Linked DNA regions of Mus musculus: region 1 is linked to region 2. A link is a loop called in an ENCODE intact Hi-C map of the cell type or tissue named here. Cell type or tissue: heart. All regions are shown on one strand.

Region 1 (2,500 bases), 500 kb after region 2:
TGCTATGTAAGATTAGATGGTTTCGCATGCATGGAAGGATGCCAGGGAGAAGCTCAGGAAATGAATAACACTTGCCTGCTCCAACAAGACATGTCAGCTTCCGTTGCTATTGTCAACTTGAATTCTCCACTGGGTAAGCCCAGATTCAAGATGTGCATGCAATAATCCTGTGATAGAACCAGAAACAGAAAATACCTTTTCAGGTAAACTAATAAGGCTGATTTTAACTTGGCTGTGACAGCTACATTTGAACAATTAAAAATCAGTTCACAGTCTTGGGTTTAATAGATGGGTAAGTTTATCAGAGAGTAACCAATTAAACTTCTGTGAGCAGGGAACAAAAGGGTAAAGAATGGCTTGAGCATTGACTCAGCCTTGACCTTACTCTCTAGCAAAAGGACGGCAGGATGCTCTTTGGGGGAAATGTTAAAGCTTCAGAGCCTATTGTTATTGGCTGAATGAAGGAATGAATGTTTGATACGCAAACTCTTTTCATCTCCTAATACATAGTTAATGCTCGGTAGTTTGGGGAATCTGAATATCCTTTGGCTGATTCTTTATCAAGACGCCAGATTAAAATCAGAAGTGGTGATGCTTCATAATAACTGCATAAACAAGTGGTTAGGTAGATGGATAAATACTTATACATACATACATACATGCATACATACATACAGATGTATGGACATGCGTCTGCTTGGCTTGATACTAACCAAAAGAGGCCAAATGGACTAAGGCCATAATGTAAGTAAGAATGAAGCCAAATGTATAGCAGTGCAATGGGTCATTTGGTCAGTGACACACAGTCCTTTACTAGAAGCTCTCAATCTTCTGTAAGAGGTTAAAGATTGATCAAAGACAACTTATGTACAGCTTGCAAGACTTTATTTAGTACATCCTTTCGAGTCAATATGCTGGGACTAAATTGAAAGCAGTTTAACTATGCTCAAAATTAGATATCTAGAAGTACGATTTGGTCTGCTCTAAGAGCAGGCAATAAGGAACATTTGAAATGAACACCATAAAGTCCATCTGGAGGGCTAATGGGTTGTGACTCCATTCCCCCTGCCAACATACACACACACACACACACACACACACACACACACACACACACACACACACACACACACAAGAAGGTAAGGGAAAGTCCAGAAAATAGCTGATGTTGAGCACAAATATCTTCCTCGGAGGAGGCCCAAGAGCTGTACCAATTGGGTCTTTACGTAACTCTTCATATCAATAGTCACCATCGGAATTGTGTAGAAGAGGCTGCAGTCAAACAGGGAAAAAAATGGAGCATAAGAACTTTGATGATTTTGTAGTTAAAAACAGAAGAGACTAGAGAGCAATCGCTTGTTGTTAGGGAAGAATTCTATAGTGAGTTTGGCCAGAAGACCTGCTAAATGAAATAACTTTACCATATTTCATTTATATTATTCAACTGTGTGTTGCAGGCTAGGGCACCAGGAGAAAGCCACATGGGATCATAGCCATCAATAACAACACAAACGATAGCATTCCCTGTACCTTCCTTGAATGAAAGGCTTTGTGTTTTCACAAAGCACTTTGCATCCATTATCTTTTTACCTCTTACCACACCCAAGGAAGGTAGGAGGCAAGTATTACCTCATTTTGCAAGTGTTAAAGTTGAGGTTGGTGAAGTCAACAAATAATTAAATGTATTGACACTCAGAAGACGTCTTGTAGAAGATATTAACCCCAATGGAATAATGGGTGTTAAGATTCTGTTATGTAGCAATGATACAAACAGGACAAAGAAAACTGCAATGTTAAATAAAAAAATTAACCAAGATGATATGATCCTGAACAAACCCTGAAATACATTGAGAGAAAATATATTAATATCTTCTAACCAATGATGGTTTCGCATAAAATAACAACGACATGTGGTACACATAGATACATGCTGGCTGAGAACACCTATACACTTAAACATTTTAAAGAGTTTTAAATATTTTTAAATAGAAGAAAAACTTATTACTTTTTGTGGCAATGATATCAAACGAATCGAGGTTCTGTCACCTTAAATATCCAGGTTCTTACTTGCTTTGTTGCTGCTTCAGAGAATTCTCCTGAGTGCCTTACACAGGTTGACCTCACGCTCCACCTCCGCCCTATCCTTTCAGCCCCAGGCCTAAGTATTTTAAACAACCCTCAGTACACATAGCATAAGTTGCCTGTCAGTTTTAGATCAAGGGCCCACATTATCTGGCTGCAGAAACCAAAGCAAAAAGCAACTGCCGTTGGACTATAAATGAATGGGCAAATGACTACCTGACTAAGTCAATGGAGAAATACATAAAATAATTTCTCAAAACAAAGGAAACATATTTAGTTCATCTTCTTCTTTGTAAGTGTTCCCAATTTTCCTTTATAAATGATATCTAACTCAGATCTAACTCTGTGGCCAAGAGGAACAGGAAAGCACTAAAGGGAGAAAGCTGGGACCAATGGTGATGATTTTCATGGAGAGTCA
Region 2 (2,500 bases):
TGGGTTAAAGTCTCCTGTCCTTTGTGAACAACATGCCCGGGCTTGCATTGAGATAAAGCAGGGAAAGGGAGAGTGTCTTGCTGTCTACCCTGCAGTGCTAAGGAAGCACCTTTGCCCAGTGTTGGAAGTAGCTGAGCTGAATGTCTTCTTAACTACTAAGACTGGACTTACCTATGCTTGATAGTGGCCTGGAGGAAAAACCATTTGCCCTTATTAATTTGGAATTCTGCATGTCACTCTTTCCCTGTTGGCAAGGACTGAGCACTGATATTTTATTAAAGGCCTGTATAATCTTTGGAACACAGAACTCCAATGTGAAGTGACCGCTTACGTACTGTGTTAACCGAGACAATAGGACGGGCATGGAGTTCGCAAAACTTCGTGGTTCTATGAAAAATGTATTGATAATAGCTATTTAAATCGTCTAGGACCCCGTTTCTTCACCTGTAAGATGGGAAAGATGTAGACTAGGCTATGTCCCTTCAAAACAGGTCCACAGGTAGCTAGACTATGTCACCCTCAATGTAACCGCTGAGTCGGGATAAGTTTGAATTGAATTAAAAGATAGGTAGACACAGAAAGCCTGAAAGTGGCACACCACTTTTTTGTAAGGAAAAAGAAAAAAAATCACATTTATTAAAAGAAGTCTCAAGTTCTAAGTCTCCAGAACCAGACAAAAAGAACGATTCTAAGTAACAAACTTATCAGTGAAAAACATAAACTCTTCCCTATTTACTCCCTTGTTCCCGACTGCCTTTTGTTTCCTGTCTTTTCCCACACTCTTGTTTTGGCTTCTGATAGCATTCAAACCTCAATTCTAAGCCACTTTGGAGGGTACTCTTTTTGTTGTGAATGGAGAAACTTGTGGTTCTGCAGTTTATCTGCCCAGCCCGAGGAACCACAGTGATAATTTGAAAGGGTAGAAGGAAAATGATTTTCCCTCCCCTAATATGGCAGACTTTTTCATTCAGGATTGTATTAAGATGATATAGACAGGGCCGGGCAGTAGTGGCGCACACCTTTAGTCCCAGCACTTGGGAGGCAGAGGCAGGCGGATTTCTGAGTTCAAGGCCAACCTGGTCTACAGAGTGAATTCCAGGACAGCCAGGGCTACACAGAGAAAAGAGAAACCCTGCCCCCCCCCCCAAAAAAAATGTATACAGCATTTCAAAATAGCTACCAGCGGTTAATACGGAACCATACGCGCTGGAACAAGGAAGAAGGAAAGTCTCTGAGATGGTACAACTGAACAGTAAAATCTGTAAAAACTGAACAGCCGCCTTTATTCTCCACTATACCCCACTGTGGGACCTTAGATTGACTCTGTGTACCAGGGCGGTGACATTGCTTAGTGACATTAGATCCACGCAATCTGAATCACCTAGTTGGAACAAAAAGTTATAGATGACTTCAATTGTAGAATTATAATTGGCAACAGAACACTTTTAGCGTTACTGTGGAAGCCAGCCCATATTGTTGCTAAGGAACCTCGGCCCACTTAGACCGTTAATCGTTTTTCTGAAAAAATCCACAGGATGGCGATCTTGCTTAGACTTGTTGCGTACCAAACCTTCTCCAGTCGTCAAGCCCTCGCTCCACTCCAAGGTTAAGAGCCTGGCCTCTGACAGGGGTCACTTATCAGGCGATGGGAAGAGGCTGCAGGGAGCTCAGATACTCCCACGCCACAGCAGGTCACCCGGATCTGCGACCCGGATTGTGCCTGGTTCCCTAGCTGCTCTGGCTCTGCCTGGTGCCCGGTTCCGCAAGGCCGGCCACTGAGCCTCCCGCCTGCGGTGGCGGCGGAGGTCCCCAAGCGCTCCGGGTCTCCGGGTGCCACCCCGCGGGGCTCGCTGGATGACAGGGTGTGGGGCTGCACACAGTCAGGAGGGCGGTGCCAACCCTGCGGCTCCCCCGGGCTGCTACCCCGCATCCCCGCTCCTCCAGGACCCAGACAGGGCGTCCGCCCTTGGGTTTCTGTTTCCCACGTCCAAAGTCAGGGCACGCGACGAACTGGGGGCACTTGGCGTACCGCCGCCTTCAGGCCAGGTCGAAGCCCACGACATCCAGGCGGCCACCCCGCACCTATCCACAGCGCGGACTCCGGGGCCGGTGGGTGGAGCGCTCGCCGTGACGTCACGAGGCCCCGCCCCAGCCAGCCGGCGCGTATTTAAAGCTTCGCTGCTCGCTCTTGCTCGCACAAGCGAAGCAGGACGTCAGACTAGAGAGTAGGGAGAGAGACTGGTGCTCGAGGGACAGGGCTAGCCCGGACGCTTGTCCGCGCCTCGGAGGTGGCAAGTAGGCAGTGTCGGGTGGCGAGGCAACGATGGAGCTCCTGCGGACTATCACCTACCAGCCGGCCGCCGGCACCAAGATGTGCGAGCAGGCTCTGGGCAAAGCTTGCGGCGGGGACTCAAAGAAGAAGCGACCGCAGCAGCCTTCTGAAGATGGGCAGCCCCAAGCCCAGGTGACCCCGGCGGCCCCGCACCACCATCACCACCAT

Evidence for each region. A loop is a pair of places that touch in the nucleus more often than their neighbours do. Peaks named below come from ENCODE experiments on the same cell type or tissue, not always from the same donor. Only the 100,000 strongest peaks of a DNase experiment are listed, where the experiment ranks them.
Region 1: a loop joins it to region 2, with 5 times the contacts of the local background. A loop is called at or near these places in 4 of 42 quality-filtered maps.

Annotation. Positions count from the first base shown.
Region 1 is chr13:110,897,806-110,900,305 of GRCm38, forward strand. 4930526H09Rik (RIKEN cDNA 4930526H09 gene) reads right to left here. Exons shown (of 3, transcript NR_131194.1): 2 at 76-167. Among named protein-coding and RNA genes, the nearest start is that of Gm38397, 4.4 kb to the right of the region's middle. In heart, no CTCF peak of the experiment used is centred here; no DNase peak of the experiment used is centred here.
Region 2 is chr13:110,392,854-110,395,353 of GRCm38, forward strand. Plk2 (polo like kinase 2) reads left to right here and starts at 2,191. Exons shown (of 14, transcript NM_152804.2): 1 at 2,191-2,500. The coding sequence starts at 2,324. In heart, CTCF peaks have their summits at 1,522 and 2,102; DNase peaks (open chromatin) are centred at 1,738 and 2,178; H3K4me3 peaks cover 1,202 bases; H3K27ac peaks cover 1,243 bases.